Regions from separate parts of the Homo sapiens genome. Here regions 1 and 2 are each linked to region 3. The links are chromatin loops, found by intact Hi-C in ENCODE. Cell type or tissue: heart left ventricle. All regions are shown on one strand. Links, peaks and the distances in the headings refer to the core of each region. The heading gives the core; the rest is flanking DNA. Region 1 holds the start of NFIA-AS1 (NFIA antisense RNA 1). Region 2 overlaps NFIA (nuclear factor I A). Region 3 has its middle 33 kb from the start of NFIA.

Region 1 (10,478 bases), core at 4,468-9,467, 200 kb before region 3:
AGGAGAATGGCATGAACCCGGGAGGCGGAGCTTGCAGTGAGCCGAGATCAGGCCACTGCACTCCAGCCTGGGCGACAGAGCGAGACTCCGTCTCAAAAAAAAATAGTAATTTCTTGATAATATACTCTAATCATTTACTCAGCATATCATTCCACAAATAAAACTACAAATATTTATTGAGCATGTACTATGTGCCAAGCACTACTGTGAGTGCTAGAGATGAAGTCGTGAACAAAAAAGGCTCACCAAGCTCTGTCCTCACCCAGTCTATATCACAGGAAGCTTGTCACCTAGTGAGCTGACATTCATCCGCTGATGAATTCATTCGCCAACTGCAAATCGCTACACTGTGCAGAACAGAACAGTGACATAGTCTCTGGCGCCTGCTCACTGCTCGAAAAGTCTGCATGAACGTTCCTTAAGAAGACAAAACAAATGGGTACAAATACTATTTTCTGAAAAAGTGCATGGAAAATAGGTGTCATGTCCTTCAGAACAAAACAGGACACTGAGGCAGTAACTGTGACAGTTTGGACACAGCTTTTCTGTGAAAGACGTCTGCGACCTAAATTCCTCAAAGAGGCCCTGTGCCTTGAGTGAACACATTCACTAGTTCAAAACTCATCTCTTCCATTCCCTTGATTTTTTTTCCATAGGCTTTAACTTAGCTAAATTTAAAAACAAAGCTGCAACACAAGATGAGCTATTGCAATCTCAAAAGTCCCTCAGCCTAAGGAATGAGTGACAGGCACTGCAAGTTTAATTACCCCACTGGGATTGCAAAAACAAACCCATTCTACTCTTCTCAACTGCACGGCAACAATGGCTTTATTAACCCTCAATTGTCATTTAAAAACATTAATTAAAATTGTAACACTTCATCCAATGCTTTCTACCAAATATTTGAAAAGATTTCGGTTAAACTGTCCCAAAAATTGGCTTTGCTTCTACCTTGTTTACGCCAACAACCTTCTTAGGCACAGGAGGTAATTACACTCTTTCCCAATCTCTGTTAGTCACATGTATACAGCACAGATCTCCGTCTTAAATTTAGGATTCCATCCTTCTATTCTAACCAGTGTAGAAGATAACGTCAGAATCCTTTCCCTTCCTCTTGGCAGAACTCATCATTCCTTCCTCTGGCTCCCTACACCCTGGTTACTGAGAATGGGACTCAGATCCTAATTCATTTCTCTGTGTATATAACTCCCACGTGCCTTCCCAACAAGTTATAAGCCCTTGAGGGCACACAGCTCGTACTTGCCTAAATGAAGTGCTTGCACATAATATATGTTCAATAAGTGAGCCTTGAATGGAAGAACAGAGAGGGGAAGGGCCAGTCCGGGCAAGATTTTAAAGGAAGAGTAGAAATCTATCTCAGAGATGGCTTATAGACTTTTCTATCTCCTAGCAGAAACAAAGTCCAGTTACAAAAAAGTATACATTTTTCAATTAAGGCTAAAATTCCTAAACTGGCTACACATTAGGGAGCAAATTTCTTCTCTTTATCAGGGATGGGCAAAATGTGTCATCTATGGTCATAATAATCCTAATTGACAATGTAATATTTGAAATATAAACCAACAAAAATTAAAATTTAAAGAAGTGGATAGACAGTTTTCACAATTCTTTGCAAATTTTGTAGGAACCAGAGTCTTTAAAAACATTTCCTGGCCAGGCATGGTGGCTTATGCCTGTAATCCCAGCACTTTGGGAGGCCAAGGCAGGTGGATCGCTTGAGCTCAGGAGTTCGAGACCAGCCTGGGCAATGTGGCAAAACCCCGTCTCTACAAAAAAATTAGCTGGGTGTGGTGATGTGTGCCTGTAATCCCAGCTACTTAGAAGGCTGAGGTGGGAAGATCACTTCAGCCCAGGAGTCGAGACTGCAGTGAGCCATGATCATGTCACCCCACTCCAGCCTGGGTGGCAAAGTGAGACCCTGTTTCAAAAAAATAAAAAAAAAACCACATTTCCTATTATCTGTAGTAGGAATCCATTAGTTTATAGTCAAGTTCTGTTTAATGTGAATCCTGTTAGGTCCTTACTATAGAATATTTCTATAGTATGTGACTCTGGGCTTCTGCAGCAATGGTTTCATAATTGCTGAAGACCCCTTAATATACATCAGACAGCAAAGAACACTTCAGTACACATATGAGGAAGTAAAACAACCATGTTGGGACTAGTGTGTCTACAGGTCTGCTGTTAATGAGAAGAGAAGAGCAACAAAAATAAAGACATCAGAAGTTACATCTATAGATGACTGCAAATACAATATGAAAAAGTCCTTTTGGTTTTCATTGTAGCACGCATTTAAAAAGATGGGTCTAGAAACTGTGTTGAAAATGTCAGGCTGGCAACAAACTCCAACATGTAGCCTGTTTCCACACCCTATCTCACTCAACTGAATTGCTTTTATCTTTGGCATGATGTATACACAATCACAGATAAAATTAAATTCTTTTAAAAATCTGACCTGCAGTTGAGAATGCTGTTTCCAAAATTAGCCAAAAGTTATGAAAATGGCTTATTTTTATGTATCTACATTTTATTAGATGCTATTTATTAACATACTACAGGTATATTCAGAATATCAATAAAGTGATGTGGAATTGTGCAGATAATAAAATAATACACACTTTCAAGGCACATAGTATACATGATAAAAGATGATGAACTAATAATAAAGATTAAGGGTCCAGGATTACATCCCTGTAATCCCAGCACTTTAGGAGGCCAAGATGAGAGCATCATTTAAGACCAGCCTGGGAAACTTAGCAAAACCCTGTCTCAGGAAAAAAAAAAAAGAAAAAAAGAAAAAAAAAAAAAAACAGCTAAGCATGTAGTCCTAGTTACTCAGGAGGCTGAGATGAGAGGATCACCTAAGTCCAGGAGTTTGAGGCTATGCTGAGCTATGATTGTGTGCCACTGCACTCCAGTTCTGGCAACAGAGTGAGACCCTGGTTTGAAAAATAAATAATAAATAAACAAAGATGAAGGAAACAATATTCAAATAACATGAGAGGGGAAAAAGCTTCACTTACGAACTCAGTAGAGCTGGGTGTGGTGGCTCACGCCTATAATCCCAGCACTTTGGGAGGCCAAAGTAGGCAGATCATGAGGTCAGGAGTTCGAGACCATCCTGGCTAACATGGTGAAACCCCGTCTCTACTAAAAAAATACAAAAATTAGCTGGACATGGTGATGTGTGCCTGTAATCCCAGCTACTCGGGAGCCTGAGTCAGGAGAATTGCTTGAATCCGGGAGGCAGAGGTTGCAATGAGCCAAGATCATGCCACTGCACTCCAGCCTGGGTGACAGAGGGAGACTCTGTCTCAAAAAAAAAAAAAAAAAAAAAAAAAACAACGCAGTAAAAAATATAAAAAACAAAATCATGACTGGAGACAATTCTCTACCTCTGCACAAACATGCTTATCCTGCTACAGAGGACTAGTTAACTGAGCTGAGACAGCACAGACACACTTCTCTCACATTCCCACAACCTATTCTTGCCTCAATTCTCTGGGTACCTGAGGTAAAACGCAGCTAAGGATATTGGGTTTTCCTCTGGCTGAATAGAGGAACCGATCTTGAAAAACATAAATAAAAGAAACTAATTATTTGCGAATTTGCTAAAATAGATGGACTGTAAAACAACAAAACAAAACAAAACAAAAAACCCAACTGGTAGTCCTTTAATTATAACACTTAAATGCAGCTCTAAGTTGAAAGGTTTTAATTTATTTACCAAATTTATGAAAATGGTACATCTTTCTCTCAAGCCTTGAAGTTCTCGTCCCAGGCTGGCACAAGCACACACACATGCAGTGCCATGTGTATGGCACTGTGAGTGAGTCTTTTTGGGCCCTTACAACAGAGGGTCCTAAATAAATGATACAAGGATCATTTACTGGATCCTTGTATTTTGCTAACTACAGACCTGTGTAAACCATATTCTTGCAATCAAAACATGAAAGTATACAACATACAAGCACACAAACCATGACTGTTAACTTTCCTCTTTCTGTATTTCCCTTTTGACCAAAACATAACAAATAGCAGTATAAAGGTAGAATCTGGGCTCAGAAAATTCTCACTTTCTGGTTTAAAATGAACAACACTTAGGGACTAAACCAAGCTCGTCCAACCCACGGCCCAGGGGCCACATGCAGCCCAGGACAGCTTTGAACACGGCCCAACACAAATTCGTAAACTTTCTTACAACATTATGAGATTTTTTTTTTTTTTTTTTTTTTTTAGATGGAGTCTCACTTTCTCACCCAGGCTGGAGTGCAGAGGTGCGATCTTGGCTCACTGCAACCTCTGTCTCCTCGGTTCAAGCGATTCTCCTGCCTCAGCCTCCTGAGTAGCTGGGATTACAGGCACGCACCACCACACCCAGATAATTTTTTTTGTATTTTTAGTAGAGATGGGGTTTCACCATGTTGGCCAGGCTGGTCTTGAACTCCTGACCTCACCTCAAATGATCCACCCGCCTTGGCCTCCCCAAGTGCTGGGATTACAGGCGTGAGCCACCATGCCTGGCCAACATGCTAAGATTTTTTTGCGATTTTTGTTTTAAGCTCATCAGCTATCGTTAATGTTAGTGTACTTTATGTGTGACCCAAGGCAATTCTTCTTCTTCCAATGTGGTCGAGGGAAGCCAAAAGATTGGACATGCCTGGACTAAACGATATGCTAGGTATTTACAGAGCTAGAAATACTTCCTAGTGAGCTTACATTTGGTCTACCCGAGGGCAGCCTAGCAGCGGCCACATTAGTTGACATGGGAAGCTTGAGCCCCAAATTAAAAATCAACAAGCACAAGATCTGTATTATACAACAAAGTACCGAAGTTTTCATTTCTGTGATATATAAATTGTATGATAGTAAGAATCCTATGATCCCGTGTGAGGTGCCAAGAAAAAAGAGGTATCTTTTCTACTTAGTTTCACAACTGCCAGTCAGGTGCCAAGGTGACTTGAAGACCAAAACTTCCCACCAAAACCAAACCCTAGTTCTATTTCCACTATGGAACACAATAAAAATCTACTCGTAAAAGATTTTGAGTCTCCCACAAAGTAACATACTTTTAATGTGACCACATTTCAAACAGTTTACCCATCACAATAAGATCTGAAATACACATGGCATGTCTCCTTAGTCTGTTTCCCTTATTACACATGTGGTTTCCTCTTTCTAAATTCGGACTTATGCCCCATTTTAGAAGGTCAGGAGAAAGTAACGCATAATGCAAAAGTATTTCAAGCAAATCATATGATATCTGTACTTGATAATTTCTCATGGTTTTACACCAAGAGAATCACTGCATATTGAAGATTACACATTTTTTAAAAGCTAGAACACTGAGCCTTCCTTTCAGACAATTCAAACAAGGAGCGTATTGCTGACACAGCAACACTGTGGTCTCAGACTGTGGGAAATGTCAAATTTATGGTCCTGGGGGTGATTGGTGGATGGTTTTGTGGTGTGTATGGTGTTTTGTTTTGTTTTGTGTGTGCTTTTTCTTTTCTCTTTTGAGTCTCTGACAGAAACAGAGCTCTACAAACTTTCTGGCGACCTCCCAGGAAAACAGAAGGAAGCTGTATCCTGTACTTCCCCTGGGATCTAATGAAATATACAGCCTCTGGGCTTCTTTCAATTTGGACTTTCAGATCGCTAAGCCAGTGAAAAGGGGATCCTAGCTGTCACAAACGTCACATGGTCAGGGTCACCTGCTGCTCGGGGGTTCTCATGCCAGTTGTTGACATAATAAGCCCCCCTTACACTTTAATTACAATTCACAGTGTGCAAACTATGCAATCTGCTTTAAGGCAGACTGTCTTTTAAATCAACACTAAAATTCTACTACTAATATGGCAATGCAATGTAGCAGAGGAAGGGTGTGTCCACATGACTAACTATATGCAGATATCTGCCGTTTGGGAGACAGTGGGTAGCATTTGCCAAAATATAAAATGGTGTTGCTGACCCCAATTCTGGGAGATGGTACTTGAATCTTACTGTGCTCTGAGACTTCTTTCCATAGGCCACAAAAAGGTAATGCAATATACTTCATGTGTAGCATTTTACATTTGTATAACTACTATTTTTTTTCACATGGCTCCATAACTGTTCTATGTACTAATCTTGCCTATCCAACAGAAGGAGTGTTGAAGAACAGTGAATTTCTACTTCCCTATTTCTTCCCCTTTAAACCTAGGGCAGTGCCAGTGATGTTTAACACATGCTTCTAGAGTTGTGTCAATGCTCTATCATTTACTGGATCCTTGTATTTTGCTAACTACAGACCTGTGTAAGCTATATTTTTGCAATCAAAACATGAAAGGTCATTTTAAAACAGAGCCCATTTAAAATGATATGACAATGCAGGGAGCTGTTTAAAAAGTGCTAACACATAATTATAGTCTACAGTTTTCTCCAAAAACAACAGTGGAAATTAGTTACAATTCTATTACAGACAACTGCTATAAACTTAGGTGGGCTAACCTCTGAATGAACTATCCCAGTACTCTGGGAATTGCAATCTCATTTTCAGTGCCACAAATGACGTAAGATGGAACACACAAAACAAACCCACACAAAGTACTTTATGTTTATGAAGTCTTACTCAAACACCTTAGCTGAGCTAACCAGTATGTCTCACTGTAAAACACCACCACCACCAGTAACAACAAAATAAATAATCAAACAAAATAGAAGAAATCCAAATAGAAAAAAAAAGTTTTAAAAATAATAATGCCTATACTTGCTTTAATGAAGGATGTACCTGAATTACAAATGCCATCATGACAGATTAAATTAGCCAATAATTAGTCACTGCTTTATTTTTTTTTAGTGTCAAACAATGGTAGATACCAAGACAAGTAACAACAAAAGGCAAAAGAGTTTATTTTATTTAGACGTGGTCATTCTAACATAAGGAGAAGATGCATTTTCCTTTCAAAAATTGAGGTCTCTTTGGGCAAACTTTCAGTCCTTTGGCTATTAGGGTTTGTCTTCATGAAGGCAGACATAAAGCAATTCTGTTCTCTTCCTTATTTGAACACTTTCAGTCTTCACCTGGCTCTCTGCCACCCCAGCTAAACCACTTGACCTCTGATTACATAACAGTCCCCATCTGTGAGCTCAGCCATCCTCAGGAGATAGGAGGGGCCATGAGAAGCTCAAGTTCACCATGAGCCACAGCAGTAAGCCATGCTTTAGCCTCTGACCTGTGCTCCAATTTTGGTACAATGATTTCTGCCATGTTCTCCAACAGGTAAGCTCTACCTCAAGGACTAACTTCTGTACCTGTATTTGGTCAAGTGCCCTAGCTCATCTGGAACTGGAGATGTTGACTTGCTTTTCCCTACCTGCCTCCCAAGAACAAAATTCTGGCACGGAAACCCAGGCTAGCACGTGGAGCCCTATGACCCACTGACAGACTTCTCTGACACTAACCTTCTGCCTGGATTACTGTCATCTGCTTATGTTCTCTATTTCTTGGTTCTGTCCAACTTTTGGGACATTGAACTGCCAGTTAGACTTCCATGTTGTATAACACTCCACTAAGCTTACCAGCCAGTGCCTATACTCAGAGCATTTGGAACATGGCTGGACTGAACTTCTTTATGGAACTTCAAAACTACCAATCCCAGAATATCAACCTTCACGTAATTTCAGGTCCTGGCCCTTTACACATCTCATCCCAAGATATAAACTCTATCTGCCAATTCCCTTTTTTTCCCTTGGTAGGTAGGAAACAAAACATCTCTAAAACTCTGTAAAGAGTAGGAATACAAAATAGAATAGAAGTTACCTTATCCAGTACTGTTAGGGCCAGTTGTTGATTGGTTAATTTGAAAAAATGGATGAAGAAGATACTCATTAATGAGACATATGCACCTTAAACATTTTAACTTTGAGCATGTGTATGTACATTCTTTGGCCAATCTTTTTATGCAGAGGCAAAAATTTAAATTTAATAATGTCTGTTAATAATTGGAGCTCCACAGCATCTTTCTTATATAATGCGTATCTATAATGCATCATAAAAGATTTCCAGTTCCATTTACTTTAAGTAGTGGGAGAATTTAAAGATATTTCTAAAATAATCTAACAAAACTCTTATTTTTACAACCTTCTCTCATCTTCTGTAGTTATCTCACTGACATGTAATCTGACAGAAATTTTTGTAGCTTGCCTTTACTGATTCTTTCCAAGGCACTGGGTTAGTTTCATAGAAATAAAACTTTTCCATTTTGAACTTGCATGCCATTGGTTCACATAAATTTAATTAAATTACACAATGGTGATACAAATAAGACTAGTATAAACAGGTCCGGAATAACACAACTGACGTGGTAAGCACACAACTGGTAAAAACAATAGTGCTAGGATGTGGTAGTAGGTAACTGTTGGCCATGAAAATTCAACATGCCAAAGGAATCAGTATATTACAAAGAAAACAAAAAGTCTTGGTTCATCTTGCAAGCTGGTTAATACAGAGTTTCTACTATGAGGGTCTATCCAAAGAAAATATAATCCAAATATACATTGAATGGATATTGTGAGTAGGAATTGATGTTTGATGCATAATGCTTGATGCTGTGATACAATGTTGAAAAAGACATCTTTCCCAGCATTCTGGTATAGCTCTAATTTCTAATATCAAAAAGTAATTAGAAATAATTATAAGAAACTCCTCATTGGAGTTACTGTATTTTAAATGGTAACTGAATTGATACCTCTATCTACCTGCTGTAGGAGGCTTAATATTCAAGTTGATCTAAATATATTTAAAGAACACGAAAAATAGTCAGCTTACCTCCTAATACAGTATTTTCAAATTCTGAACTCTATTTATATTTTTGTTATTTTGTATCGTTACTTCTGTTTTCATTAAATACATGATTGCTGAAGCAGTTTTTAAAATTAGAGGCACTGTGTTAATACAAAAAATCAACTGCCATTTTAACATCACGTAGTCTGACAACTGAAAACAATCACATAACAGTCATAATTTTTCAGTATTTTATGATTTTTCAGGTTATGTAACTATCAGTTTTCACGTGATTGTACTTAAGATCAATCTTTTAGCAATAAGAAGCCTTAATCTCAACCTTCTGCTTTTTATCAGTTTACTTATTATCAGCTTCAAAATAAATGTATGACATAATTGTGTTACATATATGACAATAATGATGGTCACAGTAACAGCTAGCATTTATTGAATGTCTAGCAATAAAAATAAAGTGATTTATATATACATAACTTTCCCAGCAACTTTTGCAAAGTAAACATTACCATCTTCATTTCAGGGTGAGGAAACAGACAGCACTAAGAGAAAAAGCTGGAACTCAAAACCAAATTAACTCCAAACTTAAGTTTTCCCACTTCGACAAGGTGTGTGTATGTACGTAGTAAAGAGATCACGGAGTTCCCTTTCCAGTGAAATTTTTATTTGTACGGATGCATGTGTATGTAGGCATATGCGCACACAAACACACACATACACTTTAGTTAAATCAATTTCATATGCAAAAGAAAAGTGAGCCAGGGCTAAGTTATTAAAAGAAGCCTTTGAAGCAGAGAGTGATGATGTGTGAAAGACATACAACAAAAGTTTATTTAAACAAAGAACAAGCACAGAGGGATGGGACAAAAGTGAAAATAAGAGAAATGAAGGCTCTCCATCTTTTTTCTGTGTCTATGGATTTCTCATACATAGAAAAACAAAACAGTAAGAAAGAGATGTATGCAGTTTATGGAATATCCAAAAGTAAAATTAGTTTCAGCTAGGGCCCAGATGAACTCAACTCCACACTGATTTTTCAACAAAGTTTTTCTATGTGAAACACAATCATGTTATCCTGTAGTAAAGTCCTTGATATTAAACATAATTTCTTACTTCTAAGAAAAAACTCGAGCTATGATTTTAATAAATATTTTTATAGTATCTTTTTCAATGTCATGTTATGAAAGCAAAATTTTCAAGTAGGCTTCAGAAAAGAGATAGAGCCTTTTTACTTTCATTCATTATGCTCTGTAGAACATTTCAATATCCAGTGTACATTTCAACAGGCACTAAATTGGCCCATAATTTTCTTACAATTCAAATTTTTGTCTGGTCATCTTAATTAAAAGTGAAAAATTTGGCCAATCATACAGAAATTATATTCATGACACATACCATGTAGATCATATGGAAGTGGCATGGTACTTGTAAAAATAAACATTCCTCTTTTAGCAAAACAAAGAGCAACATTTACATTGCTCTTGGGGAGCAGAACAAAAAGAGAGGCCAAAAAGTTGCAATGGAGAAAGGTCTTCCAATCTAAAGTGAAAACTAATTTTGTCTGCTTGCATTTAAGTAGACATTATAAAAGTCTTACAGAGACGCCATGCTTACAGAAGGCATTATTGCCTTTGAATATAAATGAAAGCACATTTCTAGCACTTATATTATTACAAAT
Region 2 (10,478 bases), core at 441-5,440, 200 kb before region 3:
TCTAATTTAGTTCTGTGGACCAATTCAAGTTTGGGGGTTCCAGAAAGCCTGAAACCCTACCTCTCAGGGCTGTGTTTTAATATTAGGGAACTGTCTAATTTGTGCTTCAGGAAGTTCTGTGCATTTTTACGAAATCCATCTCACCGAAGCCTTTTAGTTAAAAGGCTTGCGTAATTGTGCACACAGATAAAAACTGCACTCATGATATTACATATTTTACTGCATTCTCCCTTGAATCTATCTGCCCATTATTATGGTTAATTATGCAGAGGTTTGGTTCTCTAGCTGGAGGGACAGCTAGTTGAGGGTGAGCTAGTTGAGGACCTTTATTTTTTTCCCTGCACCTAGTTCAGTAGCTGACATAGAAGGGCTTGGTAAATGCTGGCTCAATTAGATTTTTCAGAACTTTCTCAGACTAATGTTTGCTTATCACCGCACACATGTACAAGAACTACTTGAAACTCTTGAAAAGGAAATTTAGTCCTTTAAGGGTTCAGAAATAACAATGAAAGATAACATTCTCACCAAAAAACAAAAAAGCTCAAAACCAGGAAACACTTGATACAGGAGCTCATGAGAATACTTATTCTCTCATTTATTAAACTAAGAAAGTTCTCAGGATCATGTTGGCAGTAGACCATTTCTGGCCCTGAGATGAATGCCCTTTTTCCAAGTTAAAACCATGGCCCAGCTGTGAAATAATGATGGCTGCAAGGAACCCAATGGTGGCAGCAAACTCAACTCAAAGGCCCAATATTTGTAGGCACCAAACAGACAAGCCAGCAAAACAGGAGTGGTGACCAGATGTCAGCAACGGCCCGAGGGCATCCCTCTCACCTCCCCTCACACATAATGCTACTTTCTTCCCCCACCCATTAAGTGTGGCATCAAGAGCAATTACAGCACACCCCCAATGGACCGTGCCAGGTGGGGAGCTGTAACACCTGTCACAAGGCCTGCATGACATTAACGAGGACCCAGAAAGTAGCTTTAATGAGCTGACCCTGCCACAGATAGAACCTAGTGTGGTGTGGTGTATGCTGTGACTGTTCCAAAGATACTGCTCCCTATACGAAGAACCGGACCAAACACATACATTCTGAAAGCCCAGTTCTTCAGAGTGCCACTGCATATCACGAAATGAAACATGAAAGTCTGTGAAGTACACGTTTCACTTGGTGTCAGCTTAATGTTTTGTCCATCTGGAAATCCTTATCAATGGCATTCAGGTGATGAACTTGGGTTGTGTCTTGACACTCTTTTTGTGATAGAGTTGTAACTTTGGGAGTTGTAAGCTCCTTTTAAGAGAAGATGCATTTCTACCCCATCTAGCTCTTCCCAGTGCCCAAAAGCCAAGTACATGGCAGATGGCTGGAAGAATGAATGCAAAAACAGATGATGTATGAAAATTACTTAATGCTTACAAAACTTATCATGAGACAAACGGTCAAAAAAGTAAAATGGTTAAGAGACTGACAGAGCTCATTTTGGTTCACGGTCAACATTTACAGGTAAAGGGAATGAGTTCAGGATTCTTGAGCATCCAAGACACTGGCCTGTAAAAAGTCATACAATGCTTAGTCAACTTAATAAAATCACTAATATGCTAAGATACTAAGGCTACTAATAAAGAACTACAGACGAACCAGTGAGCCAATTTCACATCAGGAGCCCAGCAGGTGATGTCTAGGAGTAAGTACTCGGTACACGTTAACAATGATTATACTTCTGATTGCAATAATTAATAAGAGATATTAGCCTAGTGATTTACAATGTGTCCTCCATAAATCAGTCATCCCACCTTTGAAGGGGATATTATGGACAATAACGCAAAGATAGTTGCTTCCAGATTTTTTTTTTAAGAGTTGGAAGGAATCTGAGACATTGTTTTAGTCTAATCCCTTCATTTTTCAGAAGAGGAAACTGATGCCCCCAAAAGATTAATATACTGCATCTGAAGTCATGCAGGGGTTCTGTTTCTCTTTCTGCCTAAAGAGAACCATAATACCTAGCTTCTATCAACCCACACTGTCATAGTAAATGATTATCAAGAGTTGCATTTTAAGTATACGGCATAAAGGTTAGTACAAATCCAAGATAACGTTACTTTTTCAAAATAACGTTGATGAACATATCTACTGTTAATTCCACTCCTAAAACAACAATCATTACTACAACTATATTTATGTCTTGGCAACTTTCCGAGAGATCCTGGAAATGGTAATACTTGTAAAGGAGTTCCAGTTCCTCTTTTTAAACAGCATTATTATTAGATCTTCACAACAGGATAACTATATTTAAATACTAAGTAGCTTATGATTCATATCTTCGAAATAAAATAGTTCACTTCCATATGCAAAGCTTGTCTTCAAACTGTGGACACATAAAGCAGCCACTAGAAAATAGTGGTTTTTAATTATGTGCCGGATTTAGTTATTTTGATTCTTTGGGGTTCATATAGGGTTTATAGGACTTCCCTCAGTTTATGGGGTTCAGACAAGGCTCATAGTGAATTTCACCTGGAACTTTTCACATGGTTTGAGCATTAACCAGGGATTGAGTGGTTTATAGATCATCCAAAAGAATTTCTGTCTTGGACTCTTGCCGTGAGCTCTAAGTATTTAAATTCCAAATGAATTTATATCACAGAATGACTACAAGTTTTTAGTAACTGTTTCTATTTTCTTATTTTTGCTATTTTAAATGAAAACCATGAAGTAGATACACAGAGAGGAGAATGTGATAATCCAAAGTTTTAAAAAAAACAAAAATAAAAACCTAAATGTCTTGATATCTATATATTTAACAGTTTACAAAGGACTTTCATATATTAACTTAGTGGATACTAACCACTGACCTTTGTAGAATATAATGAGATCAGTATTTATCCTAATATTATCTCACTCTTTACCTACGTAATTATGTTTTCTAACTGAAAGATTTATGAAAAATAATAATCAATTATTAATAGAATTTATTTTGTGAACAAAGTGTTAAAATCATTTTTATAACATTTTTTCCCCTGAAGAACAAAAGCTTCGACCATAATATATGGAAAACATTTTGTTGCCTATAGTTAGGACTTTGAACTTTGAAAATTTACTTTATATTTATGGAAATGTTTTCAGGGGATGTTATAATGAAGTTTTCCTGTGTATACGATGTTTAAAGAGTTAACACAATGAATGAATACTTACAAAACAAAAACCATGCCCCTCAATTTAATTCTGCATACATAATCTACAAGATTTCAGGATGGTGTCATAGCTTTTAGTTAAGAAAAACCCATCTAAATTTTATAGGTTGAAAGTTAGCAAAAACCCAAGTATGTCCTCCTCATACTAATGCATGAAATGCCATTTCTGCTTATATTTTGAAGACTCAAATTCATCCCAGCCATTTTTCTATACATAATACATGTTTGAGTTGGACAAACCTAGCAAGAGGACATTTAGTTCCATTTATTTCAATCTACTGAAAGTATTTAATGAAGAAAAAAATGTTTAAATCTCAAATATATCTCAGGGAACAGACCAGCAATTCATATTGCTCAGTCTACTTAATGGTTGACAATTTAAATCTAGACAGGTAGAAATAAAATTTTAGCATAATTCCCTGAAGTCTATTAGGTGTGTACGTAGAAAACGCATTTATGTGAAGTAAATTATTATGCCATTTAAAAGGAGGAGGATGATACTCTTTTGTTTGAGGAAAAATTCAAGATTTAGGCCTCTAGCCAGAACTCACAAATAATCTAGGGTTTTTAAATAATCAATACCAATTATGAAAACACTGTCACATTATTTGAATCCTACTTAAAAGTAAATAATACTCTTCTGAGAATGTCTGACCCAAACCCAGGTGACCACAAGGTACTAGATTATTTAAGTCCATCATTTGTAACTTATAACCATATAATTTAACTCACATATACATTCAAGGTATACAACAGCTAAACCCCTAGCCCTTCAGTTTCCCTACACACAGCCTCTCTCACCTATCCTGGCAGACCCAGGCCTCTGGCTGTGAAGAAAACCACAATGTGGGGAGGAAAGCCTACAAAAGAATGAAAACAGACAGTGTCTAAGGCCTTGGCAGAAGGACACTAAATAAAATAGAGAGTGGTGACTCATTTTGGCAGTGAATCCACCTCAACCCCTTCAAAGCCTTTGGCAAGAGTCCTCAGAGGAGACCCCAGCCTTTTGCCAAGCCACAAAACACCACAATTATTATCGCAGCAGTCATCAACAAAACAGATTTTGTAAACTGACTTGTTGGCACATAGATTAAAGAAGCTATAAAAAGGAATAACAGCTGTTTGGGTTGCCCTATGCAGAAAGCTACTATATAGAAAGTAAATTTTATATTTCAATACATACTTGGGTAGACACCAGCATACACATACACCCCATGTACTAATTACACGTGTATGCTACGTAGAAAAGGGTAAAATGCTAAATATACCACCACATAAATTTAAAACACAAACAACTCTTTTAAAGTAAAATACTCACTTTGGAAGGACTAATAGAAAAAATTTCCTAAAGAAAAGATTTCTGCAGTTCACTAATTTAAAACACGGACTGTGTCTACAACAGCAAAATGAATAAAGTTTCTCTCAAAATACTAAAAAGTACTATGCTTTTTCATATAAGCAAGAATGGTGATGTGGGAATTTGCAAAAATATGCCTTATTCTACCTACGTAAACACTGCCTGATTGGCATTTTATACTATAAATCTAGAATTTTGTCATGCTTCAGGCAATTTGAAAAAATTCTACTTGCTTACATACTCATAACTTGTTACGAATAAGTAAAAATGACATATTTTAAAATGATTTAATTTTTGCCTCAGCTACAACAACGTTAGTCATCTGAATAAATCATCAATGAATATGTAATAGAAAAAAAACAACAAAATTGACAAGTAATAATCAGTATTACACATTCTTAATCTGAAGATTTAAAATGCACTATGATTTACTGTAATGAGGTGTGGACTCTTGGTTTTCTAATTTAAAAAGAAAGGTTTTATTTGAGTTCCTTGTCACTAACTTACAGTACAATATGTAAGAATTGGCAAGAAAGACTTTTAATTAAACTATTTTACATTTGTAACATGTAACATTACAAATATACTCTGGAAATATGTAAGAAGGGATCTGCTACACACCTTGCATATCACACATTTGCCCTGCTAACCTCTAAATGCCTCCATAGCTTTATGTTGAAATTTCCAGAACTGAAGCATCTTAATGAACATTGATCTTCTACGCTGAAGGATACAGAGTTCAGATTTCAGCTCTGTCAATAACATTTGGTTTTACCTATTGAATGATTGGGCCTTGGTTGACAATTGCTTACTAGGTGAGAAAAGACTAGAAATAAACATACGAGAAGCTTTGATGGCTACTAACATTGTTGCCTAAATGGCAGGAGAAAATCATTAAAAAAAGGACCGAAAAGTCACATTTCTTGACTACCCCTTGTGATAGAGAATATACAAAATGTACACACCACCTAAGGGCTCCATGACTGAACAAATCCTAAAGCTATAGATTTTTCAAAACTCAAGCTATATAAACTATATCGCTCTATAGTATTATCCCTAGCTGATTCCACTACCAATTGAGATAAAAACAAAACGCCAGTACCTTCATGACAACCAGCCTTTTTTAACAGCTACTTAAGCATTAAATAAAATGTTTTATCACCTAAAAACTATCTTTAGGAATGCAGGTCTCAATCAGAATATAAAACCTAGTCCATTGCTGATATTAAACAGAAGATCTATTTAAGGAATTCACTGACTAAACTAACTGCCTGGAGAAGTTAATTTATCTGTCTATTTTTTAAAGGATCACACAGAAAAATTTCAACAACTTGTGGAAACAAATTCACTTCTAGGTCATTCTTCAAACTACCACAAATCCTGCCATTTTCAACTTAGTTTAGTACTGGTTATTTATATAATTAACCATATCACAGAGTACAAACTGCAGAGGGTTCAAATAAAATTCTTTTTTCCAGGCTTTGTTTTTTAAGTTCAAACTATCTTCCCTTATTACCATTTCCTCAGCTTCTTCTATCTACCTTGGAATCCAAGCACATTATGCAGCCAGCACAATGAACCAACATGCCAGCAGAAGTAGTATGCTCCACCTATCCAAGAATTTTAAAAGCATCCAAGCACACACACTGTCTCCTGTGTAGCCTGGAGATCCCTATTGAGCTCATGCCAAGTGTCTGAAAAGTTGGACCCTGCATCCGGTATTTACACTAAGCTAAAATTCTAATCAGCACTAACAGCAGTATGTTTTAATTCACCCTTATGATTTTATTTCAATCTGCTAAGTACCACAACTGCCAGAAAGCAATTGCTATAAACTTAAGTAAACAAATGCAAAACTAAAATAAATCTTAAACCTGTTGTATATAAAGTTTGTGCCACTTCAGGCAAGCAGTACAAAAAGGCACAGCCCGAAGTCTTAGTTAACGCTCTTCGATCTCATTTAGAAAGCTCTTTGAAAGTATTGCCTTGTCTAGGCTTTTCCCCTTTCTAAAGAATTATTTTGTGCATATTAGATAAGGTAAAGAAAATGACCATGTTATTTTACAGTGGTTTTTCACCTCATGTATTCCCCTGAATAGTCTTCTGCCAAGCATGTGAAACAAGTAGTACGTGGTGACTACTTGAATCTCTGGATGACACTACAGCCACTCGTGCCAAGGAGATGGTGCCAAGTCTTGCATCTTCGGGTTTGTGGTTTTTTTCCTTCCTTTTTGGGTGGTAGTTGTGTGGGGGGAGGGGGTTGGCAGTGGGGGAATCTGACCAACAGATTCTGAGAAGTTGGTCACCATTTTGAACCTGTTCAATGTGCTCAGACCTTGGCAGCCATCTTACAGCTTGGCAACCATTTTGAGAATTTGTTTGGCAAGCTCTCAGAATTCACTGACACTGTTTAAATAGAACGCTAGTTAAAAATAGTCCACATTAAACAATACAATGTGATATCAGGTAAAATAACCCCCAATAAATCTTGCCAACAAAACAATTTACAACATCCTCACTGAGGTAATGATATCCCAATTTCCTTAACTTAAATACATTGCACGAAAGCAGCTTAAAAATCTAATTCTTTAACCCTTTAACAGACAAGCTCTTAAGAAACAATGTCAGAGGGGCACCAGTTAGTAGGAAAGTGGAAGGTATAAGGAAAGAAAGATGGCCAAAAACACAGCCACGATTGACATCAACACATTCCCAAGCACTTTCAAATTCAACATATAAAATAGAAGGGAGAGGTGCTGTCATCACATTCCATCAGGTATAATTCTAGAAAACGATCACAATATTTCAGACTGTCCCACTTCATGTTTTATGAGCTCATGGAAACTCTCTTAAGGAGTCATGCAGCACAAAACTCTCCTTAGGTAAAGAAATTATAAACCAAAAACATGTAATCTTATGAACTGGACTAAAAAAAAAAAAACAAACCCCAAAAGACAAAATTTGCAGGTGCTGATTTTTCCAAAATCAAGAGTTACGTATACAGTTTTCTGACAAAGTGGTCATATTCAACTTCACTCTTTTCCCTTACGTTTCAACATTTCTAACTCAATAAAAAATAAGTTCTGTCCTTGAAAATATTTCTCGATGTCTACAAACCTGAAATACAAATGACAATTTTGCACTGGTGTGACTCTGGCATCATTACCAGACCTATATAGTTTTGTAGAAAACTGAATTAACCAAAATGACAGTGGGTGATAATTTTATAACATATGAAAAAAGAAAATTACAATCTAGTAATTTGAAAATATTTTTTGTCCATACTGAAATAAATAACACTTTCATGTATACTTCAGTATCTTCTCTTCAATATTATCAATATTTAATATCATGTCAGTATGGGGGGAATATTTACGATTAAAAAAAAGACCCCATTGTGTACGGTTTGTGGAAAAAAAAGTCTAAATGAGCTAGCCTGTGAACCTACTCTTATAGTTAAATCATAAATACGGTGATAAAGCCTAAAGAATTTTGAATCTTGTGATGTTAAAAGACAAAAATTTACAGTCATTAAATAATGACTGTTATTTTTGTTATTTGAATTTTAATGCTTTTGGGGGCATGATGGATACCTGACTTGTATTCTAGTTTCAATGGTGATATAACTTACAATGGCACTGAAAAAGAAGGCTAAAGCCATCCATTAATAACAATGTTTCCACTACTGCAGTGCTTTTTACACTTGAAAGCTGAATTTTAAAATTTCTATTGAAATTCAACAAAGAAAACATTTTACTTCACTTAATACTATACAGAGTGAAACAATTAGTTAAACCATGATCGAAATTAGAACATCACGTAGAAAGACATTATGCTGAAATGGATCCATCTGAAGTCTTTATACTATTAGATGTCTCTTTATTGAATGACAGTATCTGCAGAGATATGACGTAAACCATGCTAGAATAGTTTGGAATGCATTGATAAATTGCTCTATCGATCTCGTTCTGCTTCACTTACCATAATTATAGCACAGTAATGAAAGACATGAATGATATATTTTCACTAGAGAGGAAACCCCAGAATTTGCCTGTTTCTTTATGAGATTATACCAAATCCTTTCAATTAATACAGCATAGTTGATATCTAACACTATCTGATGAAAAGACACCCAATTCTAGTGTTCCTTCTTAAATATTATTGTTCAAATATTTGACAATTATTTCGAATAATATATTAAGTGTTTAAAGACATAGCATTTGCTCCTCTATAAGATGCTGTTTCAACACAATTTTATACAAACATTATTTCACTCAGAAAGCTATCTTTTGAAACTTTAAGCCACCTTACAAACACAATTTTATCACCTTATATTCATAGAACATGCTAGAAGTTACCCCAAAGTTTTTCAAGGATAATTCTAATAAGAGTTATTATGTTGAAGAAGAATACATATTAGAATGAAAGATAGATAAGCAACTAAAAATATTTTCAGAAGAGAAAATTAATGATTTAATGTTATCTGATAGTCCCGATAACGAGATTTCATAGAAAAGACTCAAAATAAAAATAAACACTTTTTAACAGACATCACTTATAATAATTATTCATTATCCATAATTATTTGGTATCCATAAAAGTAATCATTTAGTTTCAAAGAAACCAAAATCTGCATTAAAACCACGCAAGCATTAGAGCTGTTGTTGTGCCACTTTATTCTTCGTGATATTGCCATTCTAGAGTACTACTAAGAAAAGACACCAGGTTTTCCCAAATGGATACATTTAAAATTAAAAGTGTCATTCCAAGTTATGCAAAAGGAACGTGAGAAATCCTGAACAGGATATAACTGAGTCTTAACAACTTACAGCAAGATTGGGATTGCTTTTATTTTAAAATATTCATTAATGAAAATATTTCATTTTATTTGCTTTTGCTGTGAAGAAGGAAAATAAATATTGTAAATTTTTCAAAGAAAAATCAATTTATGGAAAAGAAATTCCCCCAACAACTAAATGGTATAAAAATTGATCTATTCTTCCCTTCTCAAATTACAAAGGCTATCGTGGGAATAAAATGTAACCCAGGAGAGCTGTGACAGCTATCAAACTTTCCCTGACACATTATAATGTCTGAAGCCCAGACACCAAAGGTTTACATCAGAAAAACTCCAGCATGTAGGGGACAACTCAAAACCAACTATCGACCACGCTATTGATTTTTAGTGGAGAAACCAAGAGGGAAAAGCACCAGAAAAGACAGAATTTCTTTTTTCTTTTCTCATCCTCAACTTAGTGCGCTGCCAAACTTAGGTCTTCTCAGGCTTGAGCCCTGTGAGCTTGCATTGCAGCTAGCCAGGATGTCTGTCTGAGATAATTCAAGCTGAAACCAAGCAGTGTACGGTGGAAGGCAATTCTCCATTGACTTGCAACATAACCTCAGAGACAAATGCAGTTTCTTGACAGAAGGGTACAGGAGACAAGGGAACAACTGCAAAACTAAAACATATAATTTTCTTTTCCGATGATGTCTGAAGATACCGCATATGACTCTGAAAGTTCATAAATTATGCTCGACTCAACAACTGCTAGGAAGCTAGGCCAATCATATTCGAAACCATTTAAATGTAGATTATGGACAAGGTGTTACAGATAGATTTATTTGGAAATTAAGGAGTAACCCACTTACTCCCAAATTCCAAACTAATGACACAGAAAACTCTAAGTTAATTTTTAAAGAGCTAACTTCTTCCCTTTCACATAAATTAACACAAAATGGGTTATTCGAGAAGCTAAAAGGTAACAAAGCAAACTGCTTGCTTTAGCTCCTTGGGGTCTTAATCACATAATCTTGAATTGGTTGAGGATCATTTACTTGGATCATTATAATCATATCCTACAAGTATTCTGCCATTTAATTTGTGAAATGCATGACCACAGAGCATGTACATACAAAGAATTATTA
Region 3 (10,478 bases), core at 2,556-7,555:
GACCCGGGGTAAAGTTCTCCATTAGTAGAAAGCATCTTGCTGAGAGCGCCGAGAGAAACATTCATTCATTCCAAGCGCTGGGCGTGAGCGTAGGACTCCACTTGATCAATCTTACACAATTTTCAAAATAATGAATAAAAATAGAAGAGGGTGTGCTACCTTCTCCTCCACCTGCCTGTCTCCCCCTTGCTCGCTTGTGGGGCCAGGGTGAGACTTTTTAGCAGGCAAGAACTCCCCACCCCATCTTCACTATCACACTCGCACACACCCCTTCGAAAGAGGCGCTGTATCAGAAGGGAAATCTAAGGTACTCATACTTCAAAAAATTTCGGGAGCCCAAATCTGGCGGGCTTCATTTCTCGTCTGCAGCAACCTGGCACCCAGAAGTCGCGGGCGCTTGGCCTCGGAGCTCCTCCCGAGACCTCCTGCGTCCGGGTGGGGACACAGTGATTACTGTCCCTGGCAGCCCGCGGACTTTCCCAGTTTCAGAGCTTTTAGGGGAATTTGAGAGCAAATAAATTCAATTCTGCTCTCCATCGCCACCCACCCGGACCACGGGGATCTTCCACTGCAGGCCCTGAGAGGGACTGGAGTGAGGGCGGGTGCAGGGACCGAGCCTGAGGCGCAGGAGCTGCTCGGCAAGGTCACGACCGCGAGGCTGCAGGAGGCGGCTGTGGAGCGCTGCAACCGGGCGCCGCCCTCTGGCTCGGTGGCTGACCCCGCGCCGCGCCCCCTTATCTGTCGCCCGCCTGGCACATCCCAAGGGGAAGGAGGGGGCGACGCGGCAGAACCGATCCTTACTTTCGTGGTGGCAGCTGAAACCCGCCGGGCTCCTGGGCGAGTTGTCCTGGATCAGATGCCCAACACAACTGAACTTTAAATAAACGGGTTTCCTGCGCTGCCCCCTCTCCCTAACGGCGACCTGTGAGAAACCTTTGTCGCCTTCCCTTTGCGTCTTTGAGCCCCGGGAACCTAGCCCGGACGGCCTCGTTCTCCACATTAATTCGTGGTCCACCAGTTCAGCAGCCTGTCCTCTCAGCTTCTTCTAGGGTGGCTTATAATGAAGGTAGCAAGTTCAATGTTTTCTTGTTTTTTTTTTTTTTCCTCCTGGAGGGAGGATTATGTGAATTTAAAATCTCCTAGGCATTCAAAACCAAAACCAAAACCAACCAAACAAAAACAAAAAACAAACATAAACCAAAAACAACAACAGCAACAAAAATACTGTCTTCACTTAAGTGGATAGCGGAGTCAATCCAAGCCTTCCTTGGGCTAGTCTTGCTCAGACAGTGGAGTTCCTGAATCTTTCAGGAAAACAGAGCCCCTTTCACCCACTTCTGGAGGGGGACTTAATAAGACTGCAATATATTACCATGTTTAAAACGTTTTGCAGAAGCAAGATTGCCTAAAAACGACCTGCTGGCGATACACGGGAAAGCAAATCCGCTTACAGAGAGGGCCCGATCTGGAGGAAGAGGGGAGAAGGCAGGACCCAGCCCCAATTAAAACCCAGCACTTTCCAATTTTCGAAACACAGCACTCAATGCTGTGGGGCTACAGGATGGAGTGGTGACGGCCCCTGGAGCTGACAGGTTGCAGACCTTCCGGGCTGTTCTTTACTGCTTACTGGAAGTCTTCAGACTTCTTTTGGAGTAACCGTTCCCCTTTTGTGTTTTGTGGGCATGTGTTTGCACCCTGAATGAAGCTTGTCCCCACACTTGAAGTGGATAGCTCTTGTTCTTTAACTGGCAGTGAGTGGCCCTAGAGTGGGAATGTTAGTGCCAGTGCAGACTAAGGTGTGTGTTTGTGCCTGGTTTGTTGTCTCGGGGAAACCACCACCTTAATTGTTTTGTGCTCAAGGTGCCTGTGTTTTTAAAGTGAACTCAAGGGAAAAACTGCAGAGTTTGCAAGTTTTGTGATTCCTCAGGCCAGGAGAGCCTGTGAAGGTCTCGGATCCCGGTATCTCTGGGGCGAAAATCATTAAAAGTATTTTGTGGAGAAAGCATAGCTTCCCAGCTTCATGAGGATAAGGCTGCTTTCTGTAAACCTTCAAACCACAGTGCACCAAGCCTCTACCCTCAACCCCTCTTCGAGAACAGAAATGCACTCCAAGCATTTCTGGTCTTCTTGTGGTTACCATGCCATTATGTAGCACCACCTGAAACTATCTCTTTGAATACTGATTCCAACTTTTACAAAGTTTCTTGCCCTTTTTTGCACCCTGATAAGTTGTACTTGTCCTATGTGTAATGCAAGCTTGCCTCTGAGCCCTTGACCTGCTGTCAACCCCGGAATAGGGAGTATTCTAAAGGTTACATTTTCGTCTTAAGGGATAAAAATGTTGCTTTCATCCTGTTTACCGAGGGTGCCCAGTACAAAGTGGGCAAAGTGGTAGGAAATGCGGTCTCTGGGCTTTGCCAGTGTCGGGAGGATAGTTCCAGCATATTAGTCCCTGTCTGCTTAAATGCCGACGTTAGGTACCCGGCATGTGATGTCCTGCGGTTGAGCCCTCTTACTCTTACTCATCAGGTCCCGGCTGCAGCGCTGGGAACGCTGGGCACACCTGCCGATTTTAAAGCAGCAAATTCAGTTCAGGCCACCGGGAGCGGGAGGGCTCGCTTTTCCGCTGGGGCTACCGCATGAAGCAAGTGCTTAAATTTTTTCCCTTCACAAAAGGGAAAAAACCATTTTGCTTAAATCTGTTTTTTCTTAGGACGCACTTAGAGACCAGGCCCGCCAATATTCCAGTTAGAGTTAACGCTACCAGAAATATGCAGTGCTTTAGGATTCCAACTTGGGACTCGTTGAAGACCAGAATGTTACAGTCAATCTCGCCTTTCTCTTTTTGTTTCCAACACCCTACTTTCCCTTCAGTCTCTTTCCTCTTCGGTGTTCTCTACCTCTTGAAATATAAAAGTTTAATAAAAACACCACCCTATTTTATTTTTTAAAATAAAAGTTGACACTAAATTTGAGAGCTAGTGTTGCAACTAAGCTCTTCGGAAGTTTACCCATCTGTTCCCCAAACCTTTGATGCCTGTAATGTCAACCACGATTGCTTCTTAAAATTCACTAAAAGAAGTCTTTCAGTAACTTTGAAAAAGTGTAATAAATGCTAATGGGGGGGAGGGAACTCCCAACTCTGATGGATTTTACCTTCTCGGATCAAGGAGCAGGACTCCAAGCAAAAGAATAAACTTTATGTAGTTTATTTTTAAACTATTCTATTTTCAGTAGCGATTTCTCTTCCTTAGCTAAATTACTCAGCTTTGCTCAATTCCACTTTTACCTTTCCCCACACGTCCTCACTGACTCAGCAATTGTCACCGAGTGAGACCCTAGGTAGTGGGAAGGAGGCCCCCACAGATATGCTCCCCGGCTAAAGCGCTCGATTGAAGATCTGAGAAAATATCTTCAGAAACTACAAATGGAGCAAATCATTTACCTAATTCACTCAAGAGCTTCCACGGGAAGGACTCTGGAGGATGAGTGTCCTCCTAATGCGGTGCTAATGAAAAGCCCCTTAGCCGGCTCTCCGGCCGAGCGCCGGACCGCGTCTGCTCGGCGTCTACGGCGGAGCGACCCTGGTTGGCGGCGGCCGCGCATTCCCCCCCCCACCTGCCCGAGGTGGCACGGCGGCCGCAGCGACTCCGGACGCCGCCGGGGCCACTCTCCGGAGCGCCGCCCTGCGACCCCGGACGCCCCCTCCCTGCCCCCACCCACCGGCGCGGGTCTTCCTCCCGCTCTTCCTCCTCCTCACCCTCCCCGGGGCTCTGTGTGGGGGGCTAGGAGGTGACTGGGGACGCTTCCTCGGTCGCGACTCCCGGTTCTCCGCGGCCTCCCGCCCGGGGGGGTTGGGGTTAAAATCTGGGAGTTCAGCTCTGCGGCGAAATCTCGGGTTCCCAGGGAGGGGCCGGAGGGAAGGAAGACCCCGCCGGGAGCGCGCCGGCCAGAGCCGCCCCCGCCCCGCGCGGCCGCTGTCCCGTGGGGAGGATGAAAGCGCAGGGCCCGGGCGGGGCCGCGGCGGCTCCAAGGGGCGGCGAGTGCGGGGCGGGGACTGCGGCGCTCGCGGTGACCGGGCCCCCCTTCCCAAGCCGCAGCTCCTGGCCCTGCAGGTGCACCCCCAGCCCCCTTTTAGGCCCCTCCGTGGAAACCGCCTTCCGGCCCAAGTTCTATCCTTTGAGGCTTTGAACCAGGCCTTTCAGAAGTTTTTAAAGCTGCCCCGCCCCGCCGGCACTCACGGGGGTCACAGTCCCCCATCCCTCCACCTCCGCTACAGCTGCCGGCGAAGCGGGTGCCGGGAGGAAGCGGAGTGGGGGCCAGCGGGCCGGCCCGAGGGTCGGGGACCGAAGCGCCGCCCCGGAGCGCCAAGCTCGGCCCCAGCGCTTGGAGATCGCGCCGCGTAGCCCGACCTCGGAGGAAGCGCGGGCCCGCCAGCCCCTGGAGAGGGGAGGGCAGGGGGGCTGGGAGAGGAAGAGCGCGCGGGGAGGGGGGCATGTCCCCATCACCGAGGTTCCTGCGCTCAGTTCAAGCCAGGGGACAACTTAAATTGGCCTTCAGGGGAGGCAGCTGGTGACCCGTGTCCTCGCCCTCCAAATTCCCCTGAGCGAAGCAGGGCGCCACCTACAGGCGAGCTCTAGATAGCAGGCAGGAGAAAGACGCGCCTGCAAAGTAATGTGGCCCCGTCCCAGCAAGCCTAGCAAGGCCTGTTGTGTCCACAGCCTCCTCTCAGCTGCCTGAGCCTGTACCGAGTTATAGGTCCGTTGGCAACAGCAAGAGCCCTGAGGGCACTCAGCGTGTGCTTTTGGGGAGTGGAGAACTGGGTGTTAATTTCAGGAATTGGGGGATTCCAGTATCAAAGAAGTAGCAGCTCTGATTGGACAGGCAGGTTGCACCCTGACAATTTTGGCTGCACTTTGACTCCAGTATCTCGACTCCAGGCTATTTTCATGGGATGCACTACGTTTCCTTGAGAATAGCTGTGTAACCTTGGGCAAGTTACTTTATCTCCCTGAGTCTCTGTTTCCTCATCCCTCAAAAGAGGGAATAGTGGTACCTGTCTGATAGAGTCATTGTGAGAATTTAATGAGATGATGTAGGTAAGAAGCTGTAGGTGCCTTCTAAGGAATTTTCACCTATTTCTTTTTTAAAAATAGTTTTTAATTATTTATTTATTTATTTTGAGTCGGAATCTCTCTCTGTTTCCCAGGCTGGAGTGCAATAGCGCGGTCACGGCTCACTGCAACCTCTGCCTCCCTGGCTCAAACAATTCTCCTGCCTCAGCCTCCTGAGTAGCTGGAACTACAGACACGCGCCACCATGCCCGACTAATTTTTTGTATTTTTTAGTAGAGACAGCGTTTCACCATGTTGGCCAGGCTGGTCTCAATCTCCTGATCTCAGGTGATCTGCCCGCCTCGACCTCCCAAAGTGCTTGGATTACTGGGATTACAGGCCTGAGCCACCGCACCCAGCCAACTTTCACCTATTTCTAATGTGAAAACCCATCTTTTATTCTAAGAAATCTAACTTGTAAGACTGTTTAGCTTCTTTCTGTTCCTTGAAGATTAGGGCCTTAGAGGAAGTGGGAGAGAGCTAAGAGGTTTCAGTGTTTGAGTAGGAAACAGGATGGGTTATGGGGAGTTTTGATAACTAGCTTATCTCCTCATAGACAACGGCTGTAGGCCGGGTGCTGTGGCTCACATCTGTAATCCCAGCTCTTTGGGAGGCCGAGGTGGGCGGATCACCCGAGGTCAGGAGTTCGAGACCAGCCTGGCCAACATGGCGAAACCCCATCTCTAATAAAAATATAAAAATTACTTGGGCGTGGTGGTACATCTGTAATCCCAGCTTCTCAGTAGTCAAGCAGGAGAATCACTTGAACCTGGGAGGTGGAGGCTGCAGTGAGCCGAGATCACACCACTGCGCTCCAGCCTGGGCAACAGAGTGAGACTCTGTCTCAGAGAAAAAAAAAAAAAAAAAAAAGACAATGGCTATGTGGTGGCTCAAGCCTGTAATCCCAGTGTTTGGGAGGTGCGCGGGTCACTTGAGCCCAGAGGCTGGAGACCAGCCTGAGCAACACAGAGAAACCCATTTCTACAAAAAAAAAAAAAAAAAAAAAAAAAAAAAAGCTGGGCGTGGTGGCCCATGCCTGTAATCCTAACTACTTCGACAGCCAAGATGGAAGGATGGCTTGAGCCTGGGAGGCTGAGGTTGCATTGAGCTGAAATGGCACCACTGCACTCCGGTCTGGGTGACAAGCTAGAACTGTCTCAGAAACAACAACAAAACGAACCAAAAAAACCAAACAACATCTTATATTTGTGGATGACTTACTATTACTATTTACTATTTTTATTATCATTTGCCTCTATTAAATGATTTAATTATCATTTTCACAATCTCATATGGTATACATTATCCCTATTTATTTATTTATTTATTTAAAGACAGGGTCTCTCTCTGTCACCCAGGCTGGGGTGCAGTGGCACAATCATAGCTCACTGCAGCCTCAAACTCCTGGGCTCAAGGGATCCTCCTGCTTTGGCCTCCCAAAGTGCTGGGATTATGAGCATGAGCCATTGCGTCTGGCCCATTATCCCAATTTTAAAGATGAGGAAACAAAGACATGGGGATGCAAGCCATAGTTGCTGTATTTTTTCTGCTTTTAAAAATATTTTTTGGCAGGTCACAGTGGCTCACGCCTGTAATCCCAGCACTTTGGGAGGCCAAGGCAGGTGGATCACCTGAGGTCAGGAGTTCGAGACCTGTCTGGCCAAAACAGGGTGAAACCCTGTCTCTACTAAAATACGAAAATTAGCAATTAGCTGGGTGTGGTGGTGGGCACTGTAATCTCAGCTACTTGGGAGGCTGAGGCAGGAGAATTGCTTGAACCCAGGAGGTGGAGGTTGCAGTGAGCTGACATTACAGCACTGCACTCCAGCCTCGGCGACAGAGCCAGATTCTGTCTCAAAAAAAAAAAAAAATTTTTTTTTTTTTACTCTAGGAGCCCTAGATCTGTATTTCACTATATTTCAGAATCTACCTTTTTTTTTTTCTTTTAGAGTTGTGATCCTGCTATGTTGCCCAGGCTGGAGTGTAGTGGCTGTTCACCGATACGGTGATAGCATACTTGTAGCCTTAAACTCCTGGTCTCAAGGGATCCTCCTCCCTCAGTCTCCTGAGTAGCTGGTACTGAAGACTCAAGCCACCATGTCCAGTCAGAATCTAACTTTAACATTAATCTACCTTTAAGTTTACCTACTGTGTGCTAGATTACTAGATTAGGAATTTTAAATATCAAGTGTCGTATAATTCTCACAACACCTTTGTGAAGGAAGACTAACTTCTGTCATCACAGAAGAGGAAGGAGAGGTTCAGGGAGATCAAGTGAGTCACTTAAAGTCTCATAGAGAAGTGGCAGAGCCAGGTTATGGAGAGCCCAGATCTCCCAGCACACACCCAGGTGTCTTCCACTGCATTACAAGTGGAATGTAATGCATTCCACTTGGCTGCATTACAGCCAAGAACGCACCAACTGGCTCTAGGGTACTTAAAAAAGTTATCAAGAAAGATCAGGCAGAAGGGTGGCTTGCTCGGTACTTTTGCTACACTAAAGATGTGGTAAAAGATGGTGTTTTCAGCCTCAGTTAATTGTAGATTATAATGTTTCCTAGGAAAATATTGATGATGGAAGAAGGGAGCAGGGGTGCATTGGGAGAAACCAAGAATGAGTGAATTTGTAATTTTATAAATATCAATAATTTATATTTATTTTATGACCAAACTGACCAAATGTCATTTTAGTGTATACATTACAATGAAAAGTTTAGTATAATCTAGCTATTGTCAAATCCTGGCATCTAAACTATAGTCATAGAGCTTTGTCGATCTGGTTATGGAAATTATTTACAATAGGTGTTTTTGTATAGCAAATGTTTTTGCTGGTCTGTATCCATGTAATAGGAACATTTTATGATGAAAGGACTGGATTGTTCAGGGAAGCAAATTATGCTTCTTTCAGGAGTGTTGTTTTGTCATTGTGCAACAATTACTCATTAGTTCCCCTTCTTCTTACTTACCTAAGTAGCAAACCAACCCGTTCATCATTCCTAACCAGAAAACGCCTTTCCATCCCCCAAAACAACTGAACTCATCAAAAGGTGTGGAGTTACTGATAGAAGGGTTTGAGTTGGGCATTGGATGTAAAGGTGTGCATTCCATCTTCTTTCTCCCACTGGGTCCAGCCATGATGCTTTTGCTTGCCAACACAATATCGTGAGCTCAGACTTTGGCAATTCATCTCTGGTTTCTTTACACTGAGAGTGTTTCTAATAATATAATAGATTTTCATTTTGAAACAGATGCCACAGAGGATTCGTTAGCAGGAAAACCCTACTGTGTAACTAACACTATAAAGTTACCAAATGTAAGGTTGGGTGGTTAGATTGTTAGCTTTTGGGGACCAGTTGGTAATTAGATAAGGGGGCTTTGTAAAGAAAAACCAGTTGAAACCAACACATATTAATGGAATGTATTTTGTATATTCTACACTGTTCTAGGTGCTAGGTGCTAGCAGAAATATGGAGAAATACAAGAGTATTTCTCCCAACATTTGCATTATTAGTTTTAGGGTAAAATTTTCTCCCATTCTCCCATTTTTCAAGTTCATGCCTTAGTTTCGTTATAATAAAATCATGAGGATAATGTTCAAAGAACATATACCCTAGCTCAAACATTAAGCTGATAAATTTTCTTCCTGAAATTACTATCTTCATTCTAGAATTTTAATGTTTCTCATTTCATCATCTTCACATAGCTAGGGTGACTTGAGAACAGACTTTAGGACTTCCATGTCATGGAAACACACATTGATTGGTGTAAGAGTGTGGATTGGATAGGTATATTTCTGGAAACCTTAGCTACTTCTTTTTGGTACCATTTCCCAAAAATGAGCAATCCAGGGCTTTTTTTTGGTAAATAAAGGGCAGAGCTGTGATCCAGTCTATAGGCCACTTTGGTCATTTATTTATTTTGACACAGAGTCTCGCTCTGTCACCCAGGCTGGAGTGCAGTGGTGTGATCTCAGCTCGATGCAACCTCTGCCTGCTGGGTTCAAGCAATTCTCCTGCCTCACTCAGCCTCCCGAGTAGCTGGGATTATAGGCATGTACCACTACGCCCGGCTAATTTTTGTATTTTTGGTAGAGACAGGATTTCACCATGTTGGCCAGGCTAGTCTCGAACTTATGACCATTCACCTGCCTTGGCCTCCCAATGTGCTGGGATTACAGGTGTCAGCCACCGCACCAGGCCTATAGGCCACTTTGAAACTCATTACTGTTCTTCATATCACCTGTGTTGAATCAGAGCATTGACCTTCCCAAGTCCCAGTCTCAGTACTTCAGAATGTGGGTATCTCCCTGAGTCAATTGCAGGGCACAGGCTGTTCTGTGTAGTTTCAGCTTTGGGAAAGCAGATACTTATTACAGTGAAATGACTTTTTACAACAGACAGGAATAAGATTTGCTTAAGAAGCTGAACTGCTGCTCTTGATCATGGAGGATGGAATGTTCAGTAAGGGCCACTGGTGAGAGTCTAATAAACTGATATTACTTATTATTGACATTAAATGGACCAGTCTCATGGGCCGGTTACTCCGAAAGTCAATTACCGAAGCCTGTAGTAAAAACTCAGTGTTTTCAAATAATTTAGAGGCTCCAAAAGGTATCAGTAAAACATGGACTGCTGAGTGTCTGAGGCAACAGAGCTGACTGAACATAAACAAGATGGGCATAGTCACATATTTATTTGAAGAACTCCTGAAGATGCCCAGAGCCTAGGGATCATGGGAACGATTCTGAAATGGTTGAAAGAGAAGGAGGGGTTATATCAATACCAAAAGTATTTAGGCCCAAGGACATTGTCTCATTTAACCCTGTGTAATCCTCACAATACCAAGGCATAATTATCCCCATTTCACGGAGGGAAACAGAGACTCATAGTTACAATTCCTAAGAGGCTTGGATAGGGCTGCTTCTGTGCTAGTCTGGCCCCAAAGCCAGTAGATTATCCGTTAGATTCTGGGCCCCTCAGCCTTCTCAGTCTGGGCTTGATTTACTTGTCCAACTTTATCTTCCAACCGGAATGATTGGCTCTTTTTTTTTGACAACGTCATCTCGAACTTTATTAAGTATCTGTTTTCTAGGCTGAGCCTACATAGAACAACCTCTGAACTGCAATGGACTCACGGAGATGTCCACACACAGATGCTCTGAGACTCCACTAGCCAATTCCAATACCCATCCTTGATTTGTTTACTCAGCTTTGCTGCATCTATTTGGATACTTAATCTAACCAATTTGTCCCTTTTTTGAATTTTTCTCTCGCTAATCAGCTTGCAAGATCCTATTCTCATTCTCAATAAGCGCTGCTGGTGCCTGATTCAGTGCTCCGCACGTTGTTGTCTCTCAAGAAATCC

What was found. Hi-C counts contacts between places; a loop is a spot of excess contacts. Peaks named below come from ENCODE experiments on the same cell type or tissue, not always from the same donor. Only the 100,000 strongest peaks of a DNase experiment are listed, where the experiment ranks them.
Region 1: it touches region 3 in a loop (2.7-fold over the local background); 16 of 110 quality-filtered maps call a loop at or near these places.
Region 2: it touches region 3 in a loop (2.2-fold over the local background); 16 of 110 quality-filtered maps call a loop at or near these places.

Annotation. Positions count from the first base shown.
Region 1 is chr1:61,250,215-61,260,692 of GRCh38, reverse strand. All of the region lies in intron 2 of NFIA (nuclear factor I A), which reads right to left. It overlaps NFIA-AS1 (NFIA antisense RNA 1), which reads left to right and starts at 7,175. Exons shown (of 4, transcript NR_104180.1): 1 at 7,175-7,282; 2 at 9,324-9,408. RefSeq lists an enhancer at 9,975-10,476. In heart left ventricle, for the core only: no CTCF peak of the experiment used is centred there; a DNase peak (open chromatin) is centred at 7,102; H3K4me3 peaks cover 888 bases; H3K27ac peaks cover 2,751 bases.
Region 2 is chr1:61,237,987-61,248,464 of GRCh38, reverse strand. The region is part of intron 2 of NFIA (nuclear factor I A); the gene reads right to left. Among named protein-coding and RNA genes, the nearest start is that of NFIA-AS1, 10 kb to the left of the region's middle. RefSeq lists a silencer at 873-1,081. In heart left ventricle, for the core only: no CTCF peak of the experiment used is centred there; no DNase peak of the experiment used is centred there; H3K27ac peaks cover 855 bases.
Region 3 is chr1:61,044,210-61,054,687 of GRCh38, reverse strand. No RefSeq gene overlaps it. Among named protein-coding and RNA genes, the nearest start is that of NFIA, 33 kb to the left of the region's middle. RefSeq lists an enhancer at 1-329. In heart left ventricle, for the core only: CTCF peaks have their summits at 4,419 and 4,622 (motif pointing left); DNase peaks (open chromatin) are centred at 2,587, 3,977 and 4,627; H3K4me3 peaks cover 2,415 bases; H3K27ac peaks cover 2,553 bases.